2 separate regions of the Mus musculus genome follow, and region 1 is linked to region 2. Evidence: chromatin contacts called from ENCODE Hi-C or POLR2A ChIA-PET data. All regions are on one chromosome and are shown on one strand. Each heading gives the region's core, a stretch centred on a gene start or an enhancer-like site at or near the end of the contact. The rest is flanking DNA. Distances are from core to core; before and after follow the strand shown. Region 1 has its middle 54 kb from the start of Zdhhc19. Region 2 overlaps Zdhhc19 (zinc finger, DHHC domain containing 19).

The links. Hi-C counts contacts between places; a loop is a spot of excess contacts on that map. ChIA-PET counts read pairs that join two places held with the same protein, here RNA polymerase II (POLR2A).
Region 1: a loop to region 2 is called in a map of heart, with 2.4 times the contacts of the local background. The contact joins two enhancer-like sites. A Hi-C loop is called at or near these places in 1 of 37 maps with a recorded cell type or tissue (heart). POLR2A ChIA-PET finds 5 or more read pairs at or near these places in 3 of 5 experiments (all embryonic stem cell).

What each region holds. Positions count from the first base shown.
Region 1 is chr16:32,548,237-32,553,204 of GRCm38, reverse strand. No RefSeq gene overlaps it. Among named protein-coding and RNA genes, the nearest start is that of Zdhhc19, 54 kb to the right of the region's middle. Within about 2 kb of position 1,809, at least 1 of the 3 ENCODE cell types and tissues checked has a DNase peak (open chromatin) inside an H3K27ac peak, as active enhancers do; it is heart, where a contact is called at or near this core.
Region 2 is chr16:32,507,183-32,512,598 of GRCm38, reverse strand. It overlaps Zdhhc19 (zinc finger, DHHC domain containing 19), which reads right to left. Exons shown (of 9, transcript NM_199309.2): 9 at 5,385-5,416. Among named protein-coding and RNA genes, the nearest start is that of Zdhhc19, 14 kb to the right of the region's middle. Within about 2 kb of position 2,951, at least 2 of the 3 ENCODE cell types and tissues checked have a DNase peak (open chromatin) inside an H3K27ac peak, as active enhancers do; they include heart, where a contact is called at or near this core.

The sequences.
Region 1 (4,968 bases), core at 560-3,059, 42 kb before region 2:
CCATCCTTCCTTCTCAGTATGGACAGACTTCCCAGGGCAAAGAAGGTCTGGTAGTTGCTCAGAAACTGGAGTGCTATGTTGATCTCTGCCCCAGTGTGATACGTCTAAATCAGACCTCCTATCCTGAAAATAAATTATGTTTCTAATCCTATTAGTCCCATTCCTGTCTTGTGTCTTGTGACGCTCAGGATCTGAAGCTGTGAAGCTCCATCCAGAGGGCCTTGGGGCCTCCGTTCTGGTTCCTGTGAGGGGTCAGGAATGCAGTCAGGACCTCTGACTGTAAATGGCAGCTCCATCACCTTGCTCCCCTCTCTTCCTAGGCTGAAGAACTTTTAATGTTTTCACAACCTCTTGCCAATAAAAGAGCATTGCCATGTCATCTTTTTCAAAGTGTCGCAGGTGAGACTTCTCTCTCCTCCCTCTGAACTCTTCTCCACACTGTTGCACGTTCAGACAGCTCAGACAGCAGGAAGCACACACTTGCTGCAAAGCCTTGGGAAATACAGAACAGGGCAGGAAAACTGCTCAGTCTTGAGGAACTTATAAAAACAAAGACACAGAGATTTACTGTATAAAGCAGCAACAGTCAATAGGAGTGAATAAACGTGGAGAAATGCTTCAAATAGCAGGGCCAATATGTCCTGCAGAACATGCCTCACATTACATGTCTCTGTTGATGTATGTATCTCTCCCCTTTGCTTGACAAGTAATTTCTTCAAAATCATATATAAATACACACATATACATATGCATATACATATACACACATATACAAATGTAAACACACATATATACACATATACATATGCATACACATATATGCACATATATATACATGTATACATATACACATATATACCCATATATAGAAATGTACATTATATACATATATATATGCACATGTACATATACACATATATACATATATAAACATATACACATATACATATACACCTACATATACATATATACACATATATGTATATACATACATACAGATATATGTATATACATATATACACACACACATATATATATACATATACCCATATGCACATGTACACACATGCACATATACATTTATACATATATACACACGTGCATATGCACATATATACATATACACACATATATACACATTTATACATATATACACACATGCATATACATATTATATACATATGCACATATACACATACATATATACACAAATATGCACATATATACACATACACATATGCGTATGCACATAAACACGTGTATACACACACATATATAAATATCAAAAATTTACCCACCAAGTCTACTTTGTGTTGTTCATATACTCACAGGTATAAGGCTAGCCACTGAAACAGACATACCAGGGCCACAGTCTTAAAGGAAACTGAGCCTCCCTGCCTAAAAGCCATTAACTGTCATTTGGTCTTCAGCTAGGGGTAGGGGCTCAGTTCGTAAGCTTCTTCCTGTCTGTGTTGGAATGTGGACTGGGTTGCCATAGCTACTATGAGTTCAAGAGTGCAGTGTTTAGCCGTGTCCAGAGAGCACTAGTTCAGTCTGGTTCTCTCTTAAGTACTTACAATCTTCCTCCCCCCTCTTCTTCTATGGACTCAGAGCCATGGGGGGGGGGCGGGGTACAGTGCAGATGTCCTTGCTGTGGCTGGGCACTCCACTGACTGACATTCACTCTCTGCACTTTGACCCAGTTGTGAGTTTCTGGATTAACTGCCAAAGGGCTGTGTTGTATTGTGCCTCTCCTCAGAGATAGCATAGAACTTGGCACACAGAGACAGCTTAGCAGGTTTGTACTGCTGTGAAAGAGAGGCTGGGCTGGGCTAGGCTGGGCATGGTGGCACATGCCTATGACCCTAGCAACGAGCCATGACACTCTTCTTGGAATAAAAAGAAAAATGAAAGAATGACAAAAAGGAGAGGCTGAAAGATGGCTCAGCAGTTAAGAACATTGCTGTTCTTCCAGAACACTGTTCAAATCCCAGCCCAGTGTTCAATTCCCAGCACCCACACAGCAGGTGGCAACCATCCATCTATCTATAATGGGATACGATATCCTCTTCTGGTGTGTGCAGACAAACATGTAGACGAAGCACTCATATATGTAAAATACATAAACAAATAACTCTTTAACTGGGTATAGTGGCATCTGTTTTTCATCCCAGCACTCCAGAGGCAGAAGCAGGCTGATCTCTGAGTTTGAGGGCAGCCTGATTTACGTACAGAGTTCCAAGGCAGCCAGGGCTACCCAGAGGAACCCTGTCTTAGAAAGAAAGAAAGAAAGAAAGAAAGAAAGAAAGAAAGAAAGAAAGAAAGAAAGAAAGAAGGAAAGAAAAGAAAAGGAAAGGAAAGAAAAGAAAAGAAAAGAAAAGAAAAATAAAAGAAATAAATGTGGCCACGACTAGGCATGGTGGCAAATGCTTGCAATTCCATCCTTCAGAAGACTGAGGTAGGAGGATAAGAGAGAGCTCAAGGCCAATTTGAGAAACACAGAGTCCCGTGAGGGGCAGAGAGGGGGCGTGCCTGAAATTCCAGTACTTGCAAAGCTGAAGTAAGATCAGAGTTCAAGATCAGCCTGAGCTACAGGAGAGAAGGGAGAAAGGAGTGGGTGGATGGGGAAAGCAAATCAATAAAGGTGACGGCTCCGCTACCCTCAGCACTGTTAGACCCCAACCTTGTCACCTAAGATTGAATAGGAGACCAGAGAGGTTAAGGAGTGTGCTCTGTTGCACAGAAAACTCCAAGACAGAACCCAGCATAGCAGAGGAGCATACCTGGTTGGGAAGTAGGATAAGAAAGGGCCCGTTGGCCTGGCTGCTCTTCATCACCAGGTACCAGGGCTGTGTGACTGACTGCGCGGTGCTGACCTCTCTCCCAGTTCCTCCTGGGTCTGGGCAGGGAGGGCTGAGCAGGGGTTCAGGGCCCCTGACTGCAGGAGAGAAACGGAATGGTGTGAGGTATACTTCCTATATTGCTCAAGTTTCTACCCACTTCCTGACTTCTTTAAAAAAATTTTTTTAATCTCAACACTGGAGAGGCAGAGGCAAGTGGATGTCTGCCAGTTCCAGGGCAACCAGGGCTACATAGAGAGGTCTAGAACAGGCAGACTCTCATACATAACAAAGAGACCCTGTCTCAACAACAACAACAACAACAGTTGGGCAGTAATACCTCTTGGGAGGCAGAGGCAGGAGGATCTCTGTCAGTTTGAGGCCAGCTTGGTCTACAAAGCAAAGAGTTTCAAGACAGTCAGGACTGTTAAATACACAAACCCTGTCTCGAAGAAAAAGAAAAGAAAAAGAAAAAAAAAACCCAACCCAATGAAACAAATCAAAACAAAAAGGCAACTGCATGTGTACTTTTAAAATCTTACCAGTTAGGGATACTTAATGGAATGTCTATAGAAAGCTTGACTCAATCTCTTGAATTCGCTGTTAAAGCACAAGTCCTTGAATAAAACAACAAAAAGATTGGGGATAATTTGGGGGAGGATGTGAGAAAACCGAACCTAAATGGCTAAGACGCCACCAGGCCAGGGATGGCTGTTTGGGATCCGTGTTTATAAAGTTCTGCTCTTTCACACACTGTCCGGTGGTGAAGCCTCCCAGGCAGGGGCCTCCAGGGCCTGCAGGTGCAGCGGCCTCCCTCGTGCTCAGTCCATCACCTGGCCCAGCGAGCTCATTTTGTCGCAATTAGCCTACGTAATCTGAAGTTTTATCTTAGAGTGTGACAGGGGTGTATTTCAGGATCACTGATGATGTTCAGCTCACAGATCCCATGATCAGTGTTTCTGATTCCTTAGTAATTGTTTTGAGACAGGCTCTCACCACGTGGCCCCCCTGGCTGGCCTGGAACTCACGGAGATCCACCCGCCCCTGCCTCCCAAGTGCTGGGATCAGGGTGTGTGGCACCATACATGGCTGAGCAGGAGTAGCCCTTAACTCCTGAGCCAGCTCCCGAGTCCTGGATACAGGTGGAAATTACTTATACTCATTTTAGCTACTCTAGTCAACAGAAGAGAAACTGATGTAGAAAGAAGGAACTGCTGTCTGTCATCTTGTCTCCTAGAAGACACTTTGAACTTTGGAAATACGCGCACAGGGCTGAAGGATGGCTCAGTGGTTTAGAGTACTCACTATTCTCGCAGAGGACCTGGGTTTGATTCCCAGCACCCACATTGTAGCTCACAAACGCCTGTTACTTCCATTCCAGGGATCCAACCCCCTCTTCTGGCCGCTGAGAGCACAAGGTTTGCAGGCAGTTCCTGTACACACAGGTAGGCAAAATACTAATTCATATAAAAGTGTCAAAAGTCTGGGCTGGAGAGGTGGCTCAGTGGTTAAGAGCACTGGCTGCTTGCTCTTCCAGAGCTCCTGAGTTCAACTCACAGGAACCACATGGTGGCTCACAACCATCTGTAGTGGGATCTGATGCCCTCTTCTGGTGTCTGAAGACAAGCAACAGTGTACTCATATAAATGAAATAAATAAATCTTTAAAAAAAAGTTCCGGGCTGGAGAGATGGCTCAGCAGTTAAGAGCACTGACTGCTCTTCCAGAGGTCCTAAGTTCAATTCCCAGCAACCACATGGTGGTTCACAACCATCTATAATGAGATCTGATGCCCTCTTCTGGTGTGTCTGAAGACAGCTAAAGTGTACTTACCTAAAATAAATAAATCTTTTTTTAAAAAGTATTAAAAAGTTTCAAAATCTAAAAATAAATAATTAAATTGTGTATGCAAATCATCAGGGTAGAGGTATTAGGATTTTAGTTTTAGCTCTGACTAGTCATTTATTAGTTTCCCTTTTCCCCTGAGACAGTGTTTCTCTGTGTAGTCTTGGCTATCCTGGAGCTCATTATGTAGATCAGGCTGGCCTCAAACTCAAGAGATCTGCCTGCCTGTGCCTACCAGGTGCTTGAACCAAAGGTGTGTGCTACCACCTGGCTGACTAGTCATT
Region 2 (5,416 bases), core at 1,702-4,201:
ACCTTTGTATATCCCGTGTGAAACTGTGAGCTCATTGAGGTGGGGTGGAAGGATCCTTCACAGGGCGAGGACACTAGACTAAGTAGACTAAGATTGTACCACTGTCACCTTGGCAACCATCCCACCTTCATTCCTGTCAGACAGTCTACACCTTGTAGAGACTCATCCAACACTGAATTCAAGACCAGACATTGGCTCCACTTGCCTGTTAGCAGGCAAGGAAGGGTGACTTTGAGAGGCTGGGATATGTTCAGGACACGCTGTAGGAAGCAGAGAACCTGCTCCACCCAGCATCTTCAGAGGCCCGCTCCACTCCTGCACAGCATCTCCGGAGACCCGCCCTTGCTGTTTGCATAGCATCTTGCTGCACTGGCCAGGAAGGGGCCAGCAGGAAGGCATCTCTCCATTTTTGCCCAAGGCTTGTGAAGAAAGATCTAGAAACTAATGGTTTGCGGATGTTCCCAGTGCAGTTTTCTCTGCCCAGAGTCAGTGCCCTTCTTTGAGCTCCTGATCTCCATTGCTGCTAGGGATGGCTGAGTTCTAGCATGACTCGAGTTCAGGCAAGGGATCCTAATGGGCCACTGAGGCATCGAGGTCAGGCCAGAATCGTGTTCACTGAGCCAGAGTCCTAGGTGTGAGAGACCTGGAGGCATAAGCCTGAGTCCATCTGCCTGCAGGCTCTAGCAGGAGGGTCACAGGTTCACTGCCCAGCTGGGCTTTGGAAAGAGTTCAAGTCCAGCCTGAGTAACTCTGATGAGACCTGGTCTCAAATTTTTAAATGGTACCTTAGTGATGGGTGCTTGCCCTGAATACATGGAAATCTTGGTTTGAGCTCCAACAGTTAAACATTTAAGGAGGAATCCCAGGCCAGGCCAGGAGGAGTCCTGCAGGTCTGGGGACTGTCAGAGCCACATCCACAAAGGTACTAGCAGTGCCTCATGTGCTGGCTTGAGGATTAAATGAGCTAATGCAAGCAAAGTCTTTAACCCAGTGCCTGGCACACAGAACAGCACCGTGAGTATAGCTCCTGAGGTCAGCATTGGGATCCTGCTGGCTGAGGTCAAGCAGCTAAGTCCTTAGGCCCTTCCTGGTTTACAGGCCAAGACCTGGTCCAGCTTTCTTAGCACAGGGCATGGAAAAGGGCACAAGGCAGACGACACCTGGAGACTGCCAAGGCTAGCCTTTCCTGAGCTGTACCGACTCCAAGGGAAACCCTCCCTGAAGCCCTCATCCTCTGTTTCCTTCTCCCTGAGGAACAAGGGAGGTGGTTAGATGGCCCATAGGGTCCCCACCCTCACCAATTTGGAATCTCTCATTCCCATAGCAAAATAAAACTGCCCCAGTCAGAAAGCAGTTAGCAACGGCTGGCCTGCAGAAGCCCCCCCCTCCCCCCAGGCAGAAAGAAGCAGACAAAGGCTCCCTGTACAGAGTCTGCCTTCAGCCCTCCTGTGCTGCACCAGATCCTACAGCTTCCACGAATCACAATTATACCTTCTTACTTGAAAGTCCTTCATTGACTTTGAGTTCCTGGAAGTTTTCATCCAGGAAAAGCAGGGGCGGGGCGGGGCGGGGCGGGGTGGGGGTGAGGGTGGGAGTAGTCAAAGGGATGGAGAACTGAAGAGCAGCTTGTGGAAGAATGGGACAGGAAAGAGGACGGAAGGAAGAGGAAAGAAAAGGAAGGGAGAGGGAGTAGAGAGGAGAGCGGAGAGGTGAGAGGAGGTGAGGCTGAAGATGGAGGCCGGGGCACAGAGAAACAGGAGCCAGGAATAACAAGTGGTGTTTGACTTCCTTCAGCCTGAGGTGTCATGAACACAAGCTGAAGCTGATTGCTTAACTGAAGTGCACAGCCATGGCCCCAAGGCCACGATACTGCTCGGCAGGGGAGTCCCAGCTTTTACAACCGAGTCTACACACACTCCTTTGGCTGGGAGACACCCCACCGGTTGATTTTCTGTAAAACAAACTTCCCCTTGAAACAGCACCTTTCCCCCATCACTGCTCGGCCCCAAAGGATCCGACTCTAAACGGGGCAGCAGCGGACTCTGCCATTACAGTGACTAGCATTATGAAGTCCTAAGCAGGCCACACAATGCAGCCCGGCCTCATGCAGCCCTTGGGTCACCCTCAGTGATGCCTACCATTGACTAAGCAGCCTCTGGCCAGTGCTGGAGTCTGACTCTGCCTGGTCAATGCCTGTGACAGTGCTGTGACTTGTGACCGCTCACCTTGCTTCCTAGAGAAGCCCGTAGTCTTCACGCTAAAGACCGTGTCATGGGAAAGGGCCTGGAGGGGGTTGGCTTTCCCACTTAGCATGGCCAGGGGAAGTCACTGCTTTGTTGAATGTTGTTTTCCTCCTCGTCTCTAAACCAAGAATAGCAACTTAGCAGGGTTGGTGTGAAGATGAAAGGAAATATTATAAATAACTTCGCATAGGCTGGACCCAATGGGGGTTAGTAAAGGTTTGTCACCAGGAATAGGGCTTCATCCCCAGGCTGCATCTGTTTGCTAAGAACTAAAGACACACAATCCCCAGATAAGGTCTCTTAGGGGCCTGACACTAGACCCAGGTGCCCATGAGGTGACTAGCAAGGACCCATACCCATGCATCTGAGGTGTGAGGAACCTGTGCCCTATGAAGTGTGAGGAGCCTGGCCCTGACGGGCTCTGTAGTAGTCTCCTCTGCCCCATCATTCTTGCCCTGCCCCACCCTCAGCCACTGCAGGGCCCCCCTTGGGTGGAGTGGTTAAGGCAGAGCAGGGCGGGTGAGCCAGAGGCAGTAGGGACCATTATCGGGAGGCCCAGGATGCAGAGGGCTTCTGCAGCCTCCTTATCAGCTCCCTGACTGCTGAGGCATTGGCTTATCTGAGCCTAGGGTAAGAGAGCTGAGCTCTGCAGCTACTGCGCTGGCTCCCCTGCTGGGGCAGCTGAGAGTAGAAACCAGAAAGCCACCAGGCTGCCTGCCATTTCTGCCAGGAGGTTATCTTAGCCAGCCACTTCCCCCAGTAGCCCCCAAACCCTGTCTGAAACTGATGGTGGTAGCTTGTCTTTGACCCTCACCCTCAAAGTCAAAGCCTGTGACTCTTTGTGAGGTAAATGACTCTGTGGGGACTGCTGGGCTGAGCCAAGTGACTTCTGTCAAACATACTAGTTGGCAGCAGGTCTGGTTAGTCAGTCACTCAAGACTTGTCCTGCCCTGTAAGTCCCTACCTCCCAGAAGGCTGTGTGGATGACTCGAGATAATTTTGGCTCTAGGACCTAGCTGGCTGGGATCCCACAGAGGGGCTCCGGCTCCAAGTTGGCACATGGTCCTTCTTGGCTTTGACCCTTCCTCTGAGGGAGGCAGGGCATGCTGGGCATGCGGACAGCAGGCCCCCTCCTGGGGCTCTGATAACAGCTCTCACCTTATCTGTCAGCCAAAGACTGGGCGGGGTAAGTCTGAGAAGCAAAGGTAGGTTCTGCAAAAAGGGGCAGAGGAGAAAGTGGGAGCAGAGCAACTGAAGCCCTGCCAGCCTCGCCTGAGATCTAGGGAAGGACAAAGGGCCCTCGGAGAAGGGGTGGGCTAGGCCCCTCCTAGAGCTGTAGAAATTCTCAATTGGGAAGAACAAAGAAACCTAGAATCTTTACCCCAGAGCAGGAGCGATTGCCTTTGAAGAACTCAGAGCCTCTTGAGAATCAGAAGAAAATTACAACCTTGTCCTGCTGGGTAACTGAGGCCTTAAGGAGTCAGGGAAGATAACAACATGCTTGAGCCTCTGAAGGCCCCTTGCCTGAGGCTGGGTGAGTTCCCTGCAAACCTGGAGCCTAGGAGCCAATAAGTACAATCCCAGGCCACGTGGGGCTGAAGACAGCCAGCCTCCCTAAAGCCTCCAAGTGGGCCAGGTACCCCTTCAGAGCCAGGAAGTTGCAGGATTTAATCCAAGTCTTGGCCCAGGCTCCTGGACCCCTCTATTTCTCTGACCCAGGCCCAGGCTACCTGGGGAGCTCTCCTTTGGGGGAAGAGGAAGTCCCCTGACTGCCCTTTTCCTGAAGCTGGGATGTTCCCTTCTGCACACACCTGGAGAGTCACACCCAGAGGTAGACACACTTAGTGGTTCAAAAATACCAATCCTGTCCTCGCTGCCATGTAACACAGAGCTATTTTAGCCCCACAGTTAAATGTGCTCCCATAATAACCCAGAATGTGCTCCCCAGAATCTTCTAGAAGGGCCAAGCTGGGTTGAGACTTTTTGTATTTTTTTTAAGACAGGGTCGATATAGTCCTGGCTGTCCTGGAACTCACTTTGTAGATCAGGCTGGACTCAAACTCCCTGCCTCTGCCTCCTGAGTGCTGGGATTAAAGTCATGTGACACCACACCTGGCCTGGGCTAACTTTTCGTACGTCAAAGACGCATATCCAAAACTCCACCTAGAAAAGTCGAGCAAGGGTAAAAGTAGAGAAAAGCCCCCAAGCCCTCTCTCAAGAAGCTCTTGGTGTTGAAAAAATGAGCTAGCCAGTAACCCAGAGGGTCAGAAGCAGAGCAGATGAGTTTGACAGATTTGACAGGAATGGGCCTGGGCCTCTAGGGACAGTGAGTGGGCTGGGGCCTGGGGGCTGGGAACGGGGCTGATAAGGGAATAAAGCTGACTTGTGGCTTGGCTTTATAAAGAGTTGGAGAGATGACTGTACTACAAAGGCCACACACCGTGGCCACTAATAAAGTCAGAGCTTAATGTGCTCCTCCGGGCACCCCCAGGAATCTAAAGACACACGGGACCTTGGGTCATACCAGGGACAGGTTGGAGTATGGGGGTACGTAAAAAATGAGATGAGGATGCAGGATAGATGCAGGCTTAGCATGAGGCTGAGCATCCCTCGTTTATCCAGTTCTCTTAGAGTGGCCACTGGAAGGGTACCCACACCTAGCCTGATGGCCTTCCAACCCAACAGGGTCCCCGTGCCACAGTGCAAAAGGTCAAGTGCGTCTTGCACGTTCCCCGGGCAGTTGGCGCCCTCTTCAGCCAGATAGAGGCACTGCAAGGTGGATACCCAGTGCAGCCATGACTGGTGGTTTTCCTTCGCATCATCACCAGCCCTTATCAGAGAGACTGCAGGGGTTTTTTGTTTTTGTTTTTGTTTTGGAGACAGGGTTCCTCTGTATAGCCCAGGCTATCCTTGAACTCACTCTGTAGACCAGACTAGCCTCGAACTCAGAAATCCGCCTGCCTTTGCCTCCCAGGAAGACTGCAGTTAATACTGTTGGTCCATCATAAGAGAACCTTTAGTGTCCTGCCCAAGATCATGGAACCAAGCAGTGATAAACCCTGAATTTGGGTCTCCGGGAACCTGGCTCACTCATGCCCAGAAATCTGTCTTCACGACCCTTCAACAGGCCAGACACCCTTATCAGAAATCAACAATTAATATTTAATGAGGAT